2 separate regions of the Homo sapiens genome follow, and region 2 is linked to region 1. A link is a loop called in an ENCODE intact Hi-C map of the cell type or tissue named here. Cell type or tissue: mammary epithelial cell. All regions are shown on one strand. Each heading gives the region's core, and the rest is flanking DNA. Links, peaks and the distances in the headings are about the cores only. Region 1 overlaps LOC100507336 (a long non-coding RNA gene). Region 2 overlaps SLC22A23 (solute carrier family 22 member 23).

The links. Peaks named below come from ENCODE experiments on the same cell type or tissue, not always from the same donor. Only the 100,000 strongest peaks of a DNase experiment are listed, where the experiment ranks them.
Region 2: a loop joins it to region 1, with 2.8 times the contacts of the local background. A loop is called at or near these places in 2 of 110 quality-filtered maps.

Annotation. Positions count from the first base shown.
Region 1 is chr6:3,588,415-3,596,753 of GRCh38, forward strand. LOC100507336 (a long non-coding RNA gene) reads right to left here. Exons shown (of 4, transcript NR_187650.1): 4 at 5,076-6,121. Among named protein-coding and RNA genes, the nearest start is that of SLC22A23, 140 kb to the left of the region's middle. In mammary epithelial cell, for the core only: no CTCF peak of the experiment used is centred there; a DNase peak (open chromatin) is centred at 4,217; H3K27ac peaks cover 1,516 bases.
Region 2 is chr6:3,398,570-3,406,908 of GRCh38, forward strand. All of the region lies in intron 3 of SLC22A23 (solute carrier family 22 member 23), which reads right to left. Among named protein-coding and RNA genes, the nearest start is that of SLC22A23, 54 kb to the right of the region's middle. In mammary epithelial cell, for the core only: a CTCF peak has its summit at 4,212; DNase peaks (open chromatin) are centred at 4,282, 4,782 and 7,312; H3K27ac peaks cover 1,651 bases.

The DNA of each region.
Region 1 (8,339 bases), core at 304-8,303:
GAGGCAGGAGAATTGCTTAAACCCAGGAGGTGGAGGATGCAGTGAGCCGAGATTGTGCCACTGCACCCCAGCCTGGGTGACAGAGCGAGACTCCATGTCAAAAAATAAAAATAAAAAACTGCAGTTACCTGAAAATCTCCTTTTTTCACTTTAATGATTTTTCTTTTCAAAAGTCTGTGTGTCCCGGTGAGAGTCACTGGTTTTAGGTAAATTAATGGTCAACTAAATATTTGCAACAAAAACATACCTTTTATTTCAGCTGAGAAATGGGAAGCGTGGCCTACAGTGTTAGCCGTGGGGCCCTGGGGCAAGTTGCTTCGCTTCTCCCTCAGGTCCAGGATTCATATCTGCGGAAGATGGGCTGGGCCAGGTGGCCAGGAGATCCCATGGGTCTGTGTGCTACAGGGCCTATGTGTTTCCAAAATATGGTCCTTTGTTTTTAAAAAAGCCAGGTGTGGTGGCTCGTGCCTGTAGTCCCAGCTACTTAGGAGGCTGAGGTGGGATAAGGCTGAGGTGGGATAACTGCTTGAGCTCAGAAGTTTGAGTCCAGCCTGGGTAACATAGTAAGACTCCATCTCAAAAAAATAAAATAAAATAAGTAAAAAGGGGCTGCCTGGTTACCTAACTATGGGAGTGCCTCCCACTGCATCTCCCATTTTGGAAGTTCCCAATGCATGCTCTCATCTTAAGTCTCTGAGAAGGACTACCTAAAAGAAACATAGTTAACCTTATTTAATCCAGAGTTTCCCAAACTTGTTAGATTCTGGACTCTTTTCTCCAGGTAATATCGTTGAACACCCCACAAAACTAGTGTTCTGCAGCAGTATGCTTTGGGGACACTACCTTACAGCATTGGGTATACAGTAGGCACCCCGCGAACATGTATTTATGGGCTTTGGTCTCATGCCCATGTAGAGCACTAGAACTCTTGGACTCCTCTGCTACTAAATCTACCAATGCACCTGTTTTCCAGTTAGGCCCCCGAGTCTAAAGAGGGACAGAAGATATTACTACCCACCAAGCTGGAGGATGGGGCGAGGGAAAGCCACAGTGGATCCACACTCCAGGCAAGAGAGTGCCGGTGGGAAAGGGAGATCCTAGGCTGCGGCAAGGTGGGCGTGCTCAGCATGATAGCAAGAGGCCGGCGCTAGGGGCCCACCATGGGGTCATCTCCCCACACAACACCCCCGCAAATATCTGTAGGGTTCACACACAGGTAAGTTTTATAGTCACATGTTGTTGAAATTTAGGCCAAGAAAGGCATCAGTCCTGCAGATGAGAAAAGAGATTCCACCTGGGCCTTGTTTTCCTAGAAATGAGGATGAGAACCATCCCACGGGGTGGATTTAGAGGACACAGAACAAGAAGGAGCATAACCAGTCCTGTGGTTCAAGCCTGCGTTTTGCAGATGGAGCCCTTGAAGCTGCATGGTTAAGTGGTGAAGCAGCTCTTCTGGTCAATGAACGCCAAGTCTGAAACACGGGCTCGGGCTTCTGACTCCATGTCAGGGCGTTTCCACGGCCGGCTCCACAGGAGGCTGCGTGACAGGGGAAAGGGAGACAGGCGGTGACCCACAGGCAGTCCAGTGTCGCTTCTTTGGCTTCTTTTTCTTCTTCATATTTCCATAGTCTTAGATGGTTACTCATTTTATTTTTAATCTACTCATACTTTATTCTTTGAAGGCATTCTTTAGTGAACCGATATTTTTTAATGCCCAGAAGTGGAAAAAAATTAATTTTTCTATTGTTCCCCACCCAGGCTTAAGTCCAAGACTATTAATTTAAATCACTGGCTTCTACAGGTAATGTACAAGGATAATTCTTTACAGATATTTACAGGAAAACATCCGCTCATTCAATGAATGTGTGCCAGGCACTGTTCTAGCCTCTGGGATTCATTATGAATAAAACAACAAAATCTCTCATCTTTGTGAAATGAACGCTCTAGTACAAAATGATGGCTGTAAACAATACGTATAACAAAGAAGTAAATCATCTTGTATGTTAGAACTGGGCTTTCCAGACCTTAGTGTACCTGAAGACCAGCTGGGAACCTTGGTAAAATGCAGATCCCGGCTCAGCAGGTCTGCGGTGACCGAGGCTGTGCAGCTCTGACCAGCTCCTGGTGATGCTATCTTGTCTGTCTGTGGTTCTCTCCCCACATTTTCAATAACAAAAACTTGGAAGTTGTCTGTAATAGGTAAGGGAGATTGCAAGGGAGAAGAAGAGCAAAGATTTGGGGGAGACGTGCTACAAGGGTATCCTGGAATGGGGTCCAAAGCTTCCAGGCTGAAAGCACTGCTGGGGCAAAGACTCTGAGGGGAGGGCATGACTGATGTGTTGGAGAAATGGCCAGGAGGCCAGTGTGGTGGCAGTGGTGTGAGCGACGGGGGAGCAGGGGGTGAGAGGACAGCAGTAAGGAGCAGTACTAGGAAACCACATGGGGTAGGGATGTGCAGCCCACAGCCAAAGCTTTGGTTTTACTCTGAAGGAAGTGGGAAGGCATGAACAATGTGGGCAATCCACACAAAGATGTGTACGTGGTTGTTCGTAGCAGCATCAACCATGAGAGCCAAGACCTTGAAACAATCTGGTTATCAGCTAGTGCACAGATAACAAAATGTGACCTGTCCACACACTGGCATACTATTCAGCAATAAACAAGGAACAAACTAAGCTGGGTGCAGTGGGTCACGCCTGTAATCCCAGAACTTTCGGAGGCCAAGGTGGGTGGATCACCTGAGGTCAGGAGTTCAAGACCAGCCTGGCCAACATGGGGAAACCCTGTCTCTACTAAAAATACAGAAAATTAGCCAGGCGTGGTGGCACATGCCTGTAATCCCAGCTAGTCGGGCGGCTGAGGCAGGAGAATCTCTTGAATCTGGGAGGTGGAGGTTGCAGTGAGCTGCGATCACGCCATTGCACTCCAGCCTGGGCAACACGAGTGAAACTCCATCTCAAAAAATAAAAATAAATAAAGGAACAAACTGCTAATCCATACTACAACATGGATGGATCTCAAAAATGTTATGCCATATGGAAGTAGCCAGATGCAAAAAAACTACAGATTGCATGAGTCCATCTCTCTGAAATGTCCAGAAAAGGCAAATTTAGACAGAAAATAGATTCGTGGCTGCCTAGAGCTTGGAGGTATTAGTAGTAGCAGGGATTAATTGCAAAGTGGAACAAGGGAACATTTTGGGATGGTGGATATGTTTTAAAACTGGATTGTGGTGATGGTTGCATAGGTCTATAAATTTACTAAAAATAACAAAATTATACACTTACAAGGGGTGAATTTTATGACATATAAGTTGTATCTTTTTTATTTTTTATTTTTTTAAGTTGTATCTTAATAAAGCTGTTTTTAAAAAAAGTTTTAAAAATGATGTGAGCTGAGGAATGACGTGCCCAACTTCCACCTTACCAATACCCCTTTGACTGGTTGTTAAAAACAGACTGCTTTGGGCAAGGGTGGAAGAAAATCCAGTTAGAAGGGCAACTTCTGCATGGCTGGGATTGTCTTTCTTTTGCCATTATTTTTGCATAATAATTTATGTAGGTATAGAATTGTGGGTTTAGAGTTACTTTCTCTTGAGTACTTTAAATATTTTTTTCATTAACTTCTAGCATCTGTTGTTTCTAATGAGAAAACTGAATGAGACAGTTTGAAATGTATTTGCCAGAAGAAAATTACTACTGTCTACTGGCTTGGTGTTTCCAATTAATAAGTAGATATTAATGTGACTCAGCAAATTGCTGTATGTCAGGAGGTTTCCTTCTTTATTGTACATAAAGATCATTAACGTACATATTTTAACATTTTGTATGAAACTTTCAACTTTTCTGACCATTTTTAATTGTATTTTTTTAATTCTTTTCATTTTAAGTCCTTTGAGATAGATAGCATTTGTTTCATCATTTTCTTTTAAACCATGAGGAAATTAACTGACTCATCGGAGATTGTTTATCCAGTTAGTGTTCATCCAGTTAGTGGCAGAGCCAACACAAATGATCAGGTCTTGTAGCTCCTGTCTGTACCATCTTTCCCGAAGACTCAGGTTATACAAGATCAGGCCTTGTCCTACGTGCTTCAGTGTTCTTCCTTTGATGCTGACACCAACAAAAAGTGTTGTGTAAGACCAGCACTCTGCTTCCTGCCATGAGTTGTGATTATGATTTCATCACAAAATATTTGACCTCCCCATTCATCATCTTGGATTAAGTCACTTCATGTTTCGTAATTCTCTTTTGTCATCTAAGACATAACAATATGAGTAACCTACCTATTCTGTGAACTACAGAGTCGTTGTAAGTGCAAAGGAGTTGGTAGTCATCTGACCAGCATGTGTAGACTATTCCTTCACATTCCCTCACCCCCACACATAGGTAATCGCAGTTTCTGAGGGTCAATCTCACACTTGCTCCTGCAATTTTGCTGTGTACCACTGCCCCCAAAGCTGCCCCGCCATGTGCAACAGACCCTCCCAGGGCTCTGTTGGGTACCAGTAAGGCACCTCTTCCAGAGCCCACTAACGCAGTGGGGGCCCCGGGGTTTTACCAACTGGTCCACTTGGCCCTATTATTTCTCTTCATTCTTTGTGAGCCATGTGGCTCCTCACTGGTGGCTGCTGCTAATATTTTAGACCCACCATTTGTGTCCTACACCTTCGAAACTGCAGGAAAGTCTCCGGGGGAGTGGGGGCAACGGGCTCTCCCCCCCGCACCCCATTAATCGTATCTTGCTGGAAGGGGCTGCAAAGCGGTGCTTAGGGAAACCTCTATTTCCACCGATAACCCTTTCCCTCAAAAATACATACTCCTTATTTTGCTGATGATGAAAACCAAGTTTCAGGTTGTTGAAGAGATTTGCCTTAGATTTCCTCTTGAGAAGACAGTAGACGGGAAATAAATCCAGCCGGAAACCCATTCAACTAACCAACACTGCCTCTTTGCATGTTTGTGCATGTAGGTAAATACATCCGTAGATTTATTTAAAGCATGTGTAAAAGCTAAGGCATATTACCTGTAGCGGTTGGTATTCTTGTAACACATTATAACACAAGGCAGCCAGAATTATTTTAATGCCATTTAATTCAAAACAAAATTGTTTAATAGGTGATTCAGTTTTATTAGGCTGATTAGCAATAATTTGCAAAAACTGTTTAAACAAGTCATGGAAAATAAAATGAAAATTTAATTAGCACCAGTGTCAAGGGTAAAAAAGCAATTAATATTAAACACTAATGTGAAGATACTGTTCTTTTGTTTTTAATTATTCAATACCACACTGAGCAGATTTTGATTATTTTTTCTTTCTGAGAAAATAAAAGGCTTTTAAAATTATACTTAATATTAGCTGTACTAACTATAAATGGTGAAACCAAAAGACTTATTTTTATTGTCAGGAAATCTAATAGTACTACTAAGAGGTCACGTAGCAATTTTAAATTTTTAAAATATTTGGCAACAGAAATCACCTGAAACTTAAAATAACCGTATGCCTTTCAGAGCTCTTTGACTTTGGAGTTTAACAAAGGGATAATCGAAACAAACCATTAATTTTCCAGAGTGGTGAAGGACAGTTATGTTGGAACATGGGCTTTTCAAGCTCGGGTGTTTTCTCGCATGGTGTTATTAGCAGAATTTAAAGAGAAGGTGCAGCCTACAGATTAAAGAACAGGCTCAAGAGACCTGATGCTTCCTTTCTCACATGTGGAACCTTTGTTGCACTCGCTGAACAGGTTTCTCAATGTGCAGCCCACAGACCATTAAAACCAGAACCTTCTAGACAGGTTGAGAATTCAGATTCTTGACCTATAGAGCGACTGAAGGGCCAGGGAATATTCATTTTAAAAGCCACTTACGGTGCTTCTCATCCATTCTGGAGTGTAAGAACCCCAGTCACAGAGGCATACTTGCTCAAAATGTCACAGGAAACCCATAGTGAGATGTAGCAACAGCTGGAGGAGGCAGAGTCATGGTTTTAGGCAGACATTGCAGAACACCTGATGTATATTCTGGATTGATCCAATGCTCAGTCTTGGGTGTGGGTACAGTTCAGCAATCTGCAGTATTAGGTAATTGCTTTTAAAGATTTCTCTGCAGTGCAATTTCTCCATCTGGAAACAAAAGCCATGCACATAAGTATCACAATTCAGACCCTGAGGCCCTCAGATAAAACACACCATGCAGTCACTGAGGACTGTGCTATCATCACACGCACCAAACCTAGAGAAAACCTCCAACAGACTCGCTCACTCACCAAATGGCCCGGTCAACAAATTTGGGTGGATAGGCCCTGTGGAGGTTCAGGAAGATTCAGCAGTAAGACATTTTTCTTCTCCTCTTTTTTTCCCCCTTATACTAACTGAAAAACTACTTAATTAAATCCGACTTAGTATTCACTAAGAGCTTAGCACTTAATTCAAATGCTTCATTTATCTTAGGAAGCAATAGCCAATAATAATAATAATGACAGCTCACATTGCTTGCATACTGGACACTGTGCGAAGTATTTTACTTACATCGTCTGTATCATCTTCACAACCCCATGGGGAAGGTGTCCTAATTAACTATATTTTGCAGATAAGGAAATGGAGGCTTGAGAAGTTACATATCACGGTCACAGATTTTGTAAGACGCAGAACCACGGCTGGACCCCACGCCTGTCTGACCTCACAGCTTACCCTCATTGTACTGCCTTTGACACAACTAAGAATGAAGTGGCTTGCCAGGTGCTGTGGGATTCCATTTGTAAAAATATGTTTTCATTTAACACATGTTTACAGAGAATCTGCTATGTGCATGTGGGGCAAAGCCCAATAAATAAATTCGGTTATTGAACCGAATGGGACTGAATTACAGTTCAAAAATCCAGAAATCCGTCGAACATGAAGCCCTGTCCTTCAGGCACAGCCCGGCCACAAGCCAGGATAGAAAGAGGAACTATAACTGTACTTAAGTGACTGTCCTCCAAGGCTGAAACATGCCACAGAAATTTGACAAATCGATAAGCTATGAAGGTCTGGTAGAGTGAGAAGGTAAGTCTGACCCTCGAACTGTGCTTGACACTATGACAAATACAAGATGATCTGTTGGAAACATTGGCATAAACTACTTAAATATCTAACCGTAGAGGATAATTAGATACCTTGCTGTTATGAATCCATAACTGTATATTCGCCAACTATGAAAAATAATGCTACATCGGAAAACAAGGTCTATTGGTGTGGAAAGATGTATATCCTGTGAGAGTGAGAAACAAAAAACAGACAAAGTGAAAAATCAGGTGACAATAGAGGATGTACACAATGTATACATTATCTTAATTTTGGAAAATCACAGATATAGATAAAGGCACATATGTCATGCATATATGTATATATGTGCATAAAAGACGAGGTTCATATGTGTTTGCAGGCATATGAAAGGCACATATTATGTGCATGTGTTTGTGTGACTATGAAAGGCACATGTGGTATGCATATGTGTTTGTGTGTATATGAAAAACACACATAATGTATGCATACACTTGTATCATAAGAGATATATCTGCATACATATATGTGTGTACGCATGCGGAAGACAATGTATATATTTTTATATAGGACACGTATGATGTGCATATATATGTTTGCATGCTCATGAAGACAAATGATTTACTCATACATTTGTGTGGCATATGGAGCACACATATAATGTGCAGGTATGTTTATATGCATATATCATTTCTGGGTGATTGGAATTGTAGCTGTTTGATATGGTTCATTTGCTTGTCTATATTTTCTGATGTTACTGTAATGTGCATGTAATTTCTTTTGCACCAAGAAGTAAACATATACAAAACTTCATTTGCAGAAGCACCCCAAATTTAATGGGCTCAATACCTTCCATGGTTGGGGACATGAATTTGGTTTTAAAAGAGAATTAGGCAAGCCATTACTGTGCAATGGCTAAAACATTGAAGAGCAGGGACATAGGAATTTTTTTTTAATTGAATCTTCTTCTGAAAAAAAAAATTGATTTATTGTGAATAAATGGACGTATTTGTTTAGGGGATGTTGGATTTAAAAGTTTAGGAGAACTTTAAGTATGGCATTAGAAAGAGGGTTTTTGGCTACCCAAACACTTCATCCATTTTCACAGAGGCCTTTTATAAGGGTCTGAGATGACAAGGAAGTTCCCATCCTCAAGGTGGGGAGAGGGCACTCATAGATGGAATGTTATTGTCTGCATGATGTCGAGTTTCTGTTTTAATTCAGCTGTTCAGCATTCCACGTGTCTGGTTAATTTTAGCTCTTATCTTTGCCAGGATTTTATGTCTGTCTCTCGAAGAAA
Region 2 (8,339 bases), core at 159-8,158, 190 kb before region 1:
GGAGATTCAGAGGCCCTCTGAGCTGTCCCACTCTGTCACCTGGGAACACTGCCCTGAAGTGGAGGCCCTGCAGCTTCGCCCAAGAGCATCTCACCCCAGCTGCAACCCTCCCTGCCTCCTCAGGCTCCTTGACGTTGGTTTCTAGTGGGGTAGAGGTCTTAGCTTTGAAAACACCCAGGACTAGATGTGGTGGCTCATACCTGTAATCCCAGCACTTTGGGAGGCCGAGATGGGAGAACTGCTTTATCCAGGAGTTCAAGACCAGCCTGAGCAACATCGTGAGACCTCATCTCTACAAAAAATTTAAAAAGTAGCCAGGCACGGTGGTGCATGCCTGTGGTCTCTGATACTCAGGAGGCTGAGGCGGGAAGATCCTTTGAGGCCAGGAGGTCGAGACTTCGGTCAGCTGTGACCGCACCACTGCACTCCAGCCTGGGCAACAGAGCAAGACTCTGACTCTTAAAAATAAAATAAAATAATAAAACCGAAAAAACGAAAAACACTCAGAAGGCCCCTGAGTCTGACTTCACCATTTAGAGAATCACCAGCAAGGCCCTGCTTCCAGAGTCTGGGCCAGTGGGAGGTGGGTTCCTACAGGCCTGGCGGCTGGACTTGGGAAGTTGTTCACCATGCAGAGGAAACGCCTCTTCAGAGGGGACCACGAACTCACATCATAAAATGTGCAAAACAAGGCACTGCCCATCATTTCACCCCAAATATTTTCTAAGTCTTACATGGATTTTGGGCCAGCAATCGGAATGTGGTTCCTGAACTGTTTTTCCCCCAGAAGAGCCATTTGAAAATACAATAAAAAATGAACCATGTGTTATTCAAAGTCATGCCCTTCCTCAAGCAGCCATTCATGTCCATCCTGAAAACACACATTCTCACACAGCCACATCGCAAACAGGAACTGCCATCCGCCCCTCCAGAAGGAAGGCAGTGAAACTTTATGGCAGAACATGGCAAACAACAGGGCCAAGCCTATAGCTGTGTTACGGATAATGAGCAACGTCCTGAGTTAATATTTAACAATATGAACAAAATGTTTACAGGCGTTTTTAGGGATTAATACAAGGAAGGGAAAGGGAGAGGTTGCATACAGATAAGATAAATCTTGAAAATGAGTACCACTATTCTATTTCTTCAGTGGGTTTTCTTACCAATTAATGAAGCATTCTGTGAGTGATGGATACTCAGGGAGTCGATAGAAGAGCCCTAGGAATGATCTGTCCAGGAGAATTTTTTCTTGAGTTTATTGTCCTCTCCTACCCCTGAAGTGGTTAAGACTTTCAAAATGCAATATATGATTGCATTTATTTTTTTGAGACGGAGTTTTGCTCTTGTTGCCCAGGCTGGAGTGCAATGGCACAATCTCAGCTCACTGCAACCTCCGCCTCCCAGGTTCAAGCGATTCTCCTGCCTCAGCCTTCCAAGTAGCTGGGATTACAGGCATGCACCACCATGCCTGGCTAATTTTTTGCATTTAATAGAGATGGGGTTTCACCATGTTGGTCAGGCTGGTCTCGAACTCCTGACCTCAAGTGATCCACCCGCCTCGGCCTCCCAAAGTGCTGGGATTACAGGCATGAGCCACCGCGCCCCGCCCATGATTGCATTTTAAAATGAATTTTAAAAGCTCTGAATGGATGCTATAAGAGAGGTAATTTATTAAGCTGACCACTGGAAAAACAATTATGAAGCAGATTCTTGCCCCCACCCACCAGTTATTCTGCTATTCTAAGCTACCAGACAGCCACAGTCCAAAGTTCCCAAGCTTGCTGCGAGCCCAGAGATTCCCTCACATGAGTGGGCCTCGTGGAAGAGGAAAGGGCCGATTATTTCAGGGCAGTAATGGTGCTTGCAGTAGGATGGTATCTCAGGGCAGCTCTGGTGCTTGCAGTAGGATGGTGGCCATCACGTCACAAACATGCAAATGTCCACCAACACTTCCCTGGAACTTCATGGTTTTACAGATGACAATCACGTTCATCTGGTCAGCCACCTGCCCAATCTTTCCTAGGTGAGGAAACTGACTTTGAGTAGTCAGCTACCTTGTTAAAGGTCACAACTGGCAAGTGGGGGGCTTGGCTTCCAATCCAAGCCTGGATTCCACCCAAGCATCTTCTCAACTGTTTCCGTGTGATCACACGCACGTGTGTGCACTTGGGTGTGTGTTGATGAGAAAGAGGGTGGGGATATGGCAAGTCTTCACACACTGCCTTTCAGTATGGACACTGGAACATCAGAACAAAACTGCATCTCTAACTCAACTCAATTGTACTAAATGTAACTGAATATCCAGTTATTGAGTCACGGGAATATCATGTTTCAGGTGACTTTAAGCAAAAATAGGCATTACCGACTTGCCTTCCAATTCCATTTTTTTCTGCTCAATAATAATGAACATCTAACACTCTAAAAAACATTGTCTTGCACAACAATGGAAATATATCACTAAATTGTGCACACTTAAAAATGGCTGCAATGGGACAGGCATGGTGGCTCATGCCTGTAATCCCAGCACTTCGGGAGGCCGAGGTGGGTGGATCACTTGAGGTAAGGAGTTTGAGACCAGCCTGGCCAACATGGCAAAACCCCGTCTCTACTAAAAATACAAAAATTAGCCGGGCGTGGTGGCGCCTGTAGTCCCAGTCACTTGGGAGGCTGAGGCGGGAGAATCGCTTGAACCTGGGAGATGGAGGTTGTAGTGAGCCGAGATTGTGCCGCTGCACTCTAGCCTGGGCAACAGAGTGAGATTCCATCTCAAAACAAAAACAAAAACAAAAAACAAAACACAAAACAAAAAAGGCTGAAATGGTAAACTGTATGTAATGTATATTTTGCCACAGTAAAAAAAAAATATAACTTTCTTTCTAAAATACTTGGCATAGGACAAGACAGTGCTTCTCTGAGGCATACATAAATTAAAACCTATGCTCGAAATAATTCACATTACATTAATCACTACATGGAATTAAAGTTGCTTTGCCACACTTACCTCTGACCTACTGGGCAATCTTTGCTATGCCCAAAGGACATTTTTCAATGTCCTGCATCACTTGACTCTGCTGTCAGCCCCTTCCTTGGCTCCCTGGTAACCAGCCTGGTCTGACTCTCCACTGACCACACAGTCGGTTCCTCCCTGTCTCTCTCCACTGGTTCTTCTACCTCCACCCATTTGTTGCTCAGCTACAGAGCCCCTGGGTGAGCTCAGCTCTGGTAACCTTTAGTTGCTACCTTCATCCTGAGGACACGGGGGCCTTGCTCCTGAACTTCTGAATAACAAATCTCCTGGCAAATCAATCCTCTCAGATGCCCTAAGTCTCCATCAGCTTACCAGGTCTGAAACAGAGGTCATCATCTTCCCCTGTCAGACTCATGGGAGGAAGGGAGTGGTCGGTAGCTTCAGACTCTACAGGATTTGGAATCAGAGTAGAATGCTTGGGCTGAATCCCTTTTATCACCATTCAGAGAAAAATCCCCTCTCCAGGTATCCAGGCAAGTCCCCTGGCCCTCCTTCACCCTTCTCCCCATTCCTCAGTCATTGAGGCTGTGATTCTGCATCCTCAGTGTCTCTCCTGCCCCATGGCCATGGCCCTCATTCGGGCTCTTCTTCCTCGCCTCACTACCACAGCAGCCTCCCAGCTCCTAGCTTGGCCTTCTTTTCCTCTTTGGCCTGCTCACACTGCAGCCTGAGACATTTCTCCAAAACATGCATCTAAGGCTTATCTTTCTCAATTGAGATCCTTCAGTGGCCTGCCACTACCTTAAGGTCATGGAGGATAGGTCTGTGTGTGTTGTTCCATCCTCCTTCCTTGGCTTTGTTATTCATAATTTAGATTCCGACCCCAATCACCAACACTACCCAGAGTGCACTAGGCTCTAGCTAAGCCCTAATCACCCACACTACCCAGAGTGCACTAGGCCCCAGCCAACCCCAATCATCCACACTACACAGAGTGCACTAGGCTGCAGCCCACTCCAATCATCCACACTACCCAGAGTGCACTAGGCTCCAGCCAACCCCAATCACCTATACTACCCAGAGTACACTAGGCTCTTCTAGGATCTAAGCACCCACTGCAAATAGCAAACACCTATTCTCCCTGACCCCACAGAACTCACAGCTCAGGAGTCTCCTCTGGTGCTCACTGTCCCAGCAGGGTGTGTCTCTGCCTCTTCACTCACTAAACTCTGAGTGCGCTAGAGGGCAGGAGCACGTACTTGCCTCTATGTCCTCAACACTCAACAATGGCAAGGGTTTAGTATGTAATCAAGGAACCAACTGTCCATCCCCTGGCACCCGACAGGTCCTCACATGTTCATGGAGCAAATGAGCAAAGGAGAAAATTGTGCTTCCGGGCAGGTCATGAAAAACTAAAACTTAAACTCTTTGTAGCAGAGCCTATCTGGCAGGATGCGCTGATTTGAGAAACAGTTGTTGACAACAAACTTTCATGGCTCTGCACCATTTGAGTTATATTTCTCTCTGTGCTCTCAGCCAAGAGTCTGTCTTTTCAATAACAGCAAGTCTTGGCAAACCAGTAATGATTTTGCTTCCCACTAGATACATTTGGATGTTTTCAAGAAGCCTAATGTTTTGCTTTTTTTTTTTTTACTTGTTTTCAAGGTGACTGATTTATTTCCTCTTTTAATTTGCTTTTAAGAACATAAAACAAAACAAAGTCAGCCCAGTATTGCTCTCTTACACTCCTGAACAATTTTTTCTGGTCGACTCAGCTTTTAGCTTCAGGTCCCATCCTGTCTGTCCAGGTGTGGAAAAAAAAAAAACTCCCAGGGAGTGTAATAGGATTCCAGCCAGCAAACATGTGGTAAGAGAGGCGAATGGAGCAAGCAGGAAAGGATTTCCAGCAGGGGCCAGCAAGGGCAAGGTTGTTGACATGAGGGCAGGGTCTGGAACCCTGGGGAAAGGGAAGCTGTTAACCATTAATCTTACCCTATCACAGCATCTCTTCCCAGCTCACTTTATAGATCGGCACTGGCGCAGCAGCCACACAGCGAGGAAGGATGGAAGTCCAACAACACTAGGTACTAGTGTGGACTTGAGACTGGCACATCTAGGGGGGTAAGAGGAAGCACCCCTGGTTTCACTGCCCCCACTCCCACCCCAAGAAATCTTCAACACTGAAGGAGGCTAATGGCTAAGAATTCAAAAGCCATAGAATTCTAAAACTGGAAGTTACGTTGAAGCTCAATAGTTTTCCATTTGTTTTGTTTTCCATTCATTTTCTCCACGAGTTATCCCAGGAAGCGATCGCACAGCTACACAAAACTTGGTTTAAATCTCATCCCTTACTTTATAGAGAGGGAGACACAAGCTCAGAGAGATCTCACAATCTGTCACGGTCACCGTCAGTCAACTGTGGAGTCTGCAATCCAGCTCAGATCTCCTGATTTTCAGATCTTTTCAGTTCCCCTTTTAGAGTAGTGAACAGCTTTGTTTCAAATGAAGCACAGACACACTACTGAAATTCCAGTCTGGAAAAAACCTAGTCCGTAAGGTTTTGACGCACAGTTTAAGAACAGCCTCCCCTGTGTGGAAAAGCATCCAAATACTCTAATTTTAAAATGCCCAGATATCTCCGAGTATTTGCTACTATTTTCCTCTGATTTGGACATAGATCTACCTTCACCAAATTCAAAACACCAAAAGATATATGCACTGGAAAGCCTATCTGTACATTTAGGCAATAGCTACATGTTTTCTTGCACAGACTTCTGGACAGAAGACTGGGCAGATGGGTCTCAGTGATGCCACTGGCCGCTTATTCTTTCTCTGTCCTCACATTTCCATTTTTAATATGCAGGTGAGATGATATATCCTTACATGCCCTAGAGACATTTGCATTTTTTCCAGAGAAATGTCTATAGAAAGAAAAGTCCAGGTTTTGGCGAACATATAGGTAGAGATAGAGAGAAAGGCCTGAGTAAATTTTTATTTGAAGGACTGGCACAATTTTGAGAAAAATCAGTCTTCAGTGGCATGTTGTGGCTCCCTGCTGGATGGCTCACCCCTCCAGGCTCTGACCCATGACCAGTGGCCCTGCCTAACTGGCCACCACAGCATTCTCGCCTTCCCAGGGGTTGGAACTGCCTCACCAGATGCTTCTATTCTTACTTACCCTGCAGTGAGCCCAGAAGCTCTGACTGCTCAGAGGTGGGATAAGGGAAGACAGTGGGGTACAGAGCAAATGCCCTGTTACTTTTTGCTTAGAAATTTACTCCTTTGCTTTTCGCAGTTTGCCCGCAGGGTTAGTAATGTGTTTCCAGTGAAGAAAATGACCAATGGAGAGACCTCAATCTGCTCCGATTTCCCTGTTGTGCCCATCTGAACCTCAGTAAAATCAAAATTCCTTTGAAGCTTAAAAAAAAAAAAAGATTTGTCGGCCAGGTGCGGTGGCTCATGCCTGTAATCCTGGCACTTTGGGAGGCCGAGGCGGGCGGATCACGAGGTCAGGAGATCGAGACCAGCCTGGCCAACATAGTGAAACCCTGTCTCTACTAAAAATACAAAAAAATTAGTTGGATGTGGTGGTGGGTGCCTGTAATCCTAGCTACTTGGGAGGGTGAGGCAGGAGAATCACTTGAACCTGGGGGGCGGAGGTTGTAGCGAGCTGAGATGGCACCACTGCACACCAGCCCAGGCGACAGTGCGAGACTGTCTCAAAAAATTTAAAAAAAAAAAAAGTTTGTCAAAGGCCTTCGGTAAACTCTGACTCATTTCCTTGGTGGAAATAGCCTTGTGAGTGGAGTTGGTCCCACCAGGAGAAGGGCTTTTTGCCCTGAGAACTTGCTGCTACTGGGAAGGCCCACGTATCTGAAGATGGGGAAACCGGGTGGAGACAAAGAGACGACCGAGCACGTATTCATGCGAAACTTTCCCTTCACCCAAATGCAGAGCAAATGTTTGCTCCCCAGAAGCCCACAAGGTAGCTGAAGCCATTTCTAGTTGACATCGGCAATCTCCATTCTCTTCATTCCACACTTTGACAACTCACTCTGTGGAGCCATTTGGCTCAGTCAAATTTTTTTTTTTTTTTTTTACATATATAGCATAGTGCTGATGCTTAAAGATCCTGTTGACTGAAATAAGTTGCAAGGAATATTAGTTCAGGGAAATATCAAAGTGTAAAAATATATGGGATAGTGAGAAAGAAAAAGCCATCCAACACCAGCACATTAGAAATTACTCAATCACTTCTGTCATGTGAAAAAGGGATCAGCACCCCACCCAGAGCAAACTCAAACTCTGAGTCTATTACCAGTTAAGTCAAGACTTGGCTTCTATTTTTGCAAAGTAATCAGTAACTGAGTCAGCTGTGAAATTCCTGGTTGCTCCTTGATCTTGTGTAACATTTATCCAATCATTTAGGCTGTTTGGGTTGAAGGAGGGTTATTACAATAAGAACATCTTTGAGAGACTTTTTCAAGAAAATTGTTCATTGTTGGGGGGAAAAAACCCTTCATTTGCCCACAGGAACTAAGGTTTGGTCTGTCAGCAAAAGGTATTGTTCATTATTTCAAACTGGGAAAGTGTAGCTGGTGGGGGGCAGTTAGAAGTGGAGAGGGGAAAAGGTAGAGATCAAGTTAGAAGAGACACTTTTAAACAGTATTTTTTATTTAAAAAAATTCTCTCCCACAGGACTTACTACATCCAACATCAAATCAACTTAAAAAACCACCATCTCTCATGGCTCCATTTGAAGAAAGACACATCCTTCACAGTGCTATATTACCTTGTCTGTGATATTATGGATCCTGGTTAGGAAAAGGATTCATACCACAACCAATCACGTCCGCCTATGCTGAGAAGTGTCCATTTCTTTAGGCTGAAAATAAGACTGTACTTTCATAAACAAATAGGAAAATGTGATCTATTGCTTCTTTTCTTGGTCCGTGCCCCTCGCCTTGCTAAGTCAGTTTTTCGACTGCCTGTGTGTGTGTGTGTGTGTGTGCGCGCATGTGTGTGTGTGCGTATGTGTGTCCAGAGGCCACTGATCCAGTCCAAGTGTATTTAGAAATTAGTTCAGTGGCTCACAAAGGTCTTAGAGGCCACTACTGTGCTGGGGAAATCCATTGAGCTTGGCTTGTTCTCTCTTGCTCTTGCCAATGTGCACTCTGCTTCCATGCAAACACTCCTTAGGAAGATGCCAGTAATCTCTATTTTATGTACTAATTACACAACCACATCTCCCTTTGGCGACTTGAGGGAAACAAACATGTAAAGTGTAGAGTATTTAACTGGGATGTACTTTAGAAAAACTCCAAAGCAGAAAAAAAAAACCTTCAGCAGCCTTGCAAATAAAGCAGAAAAC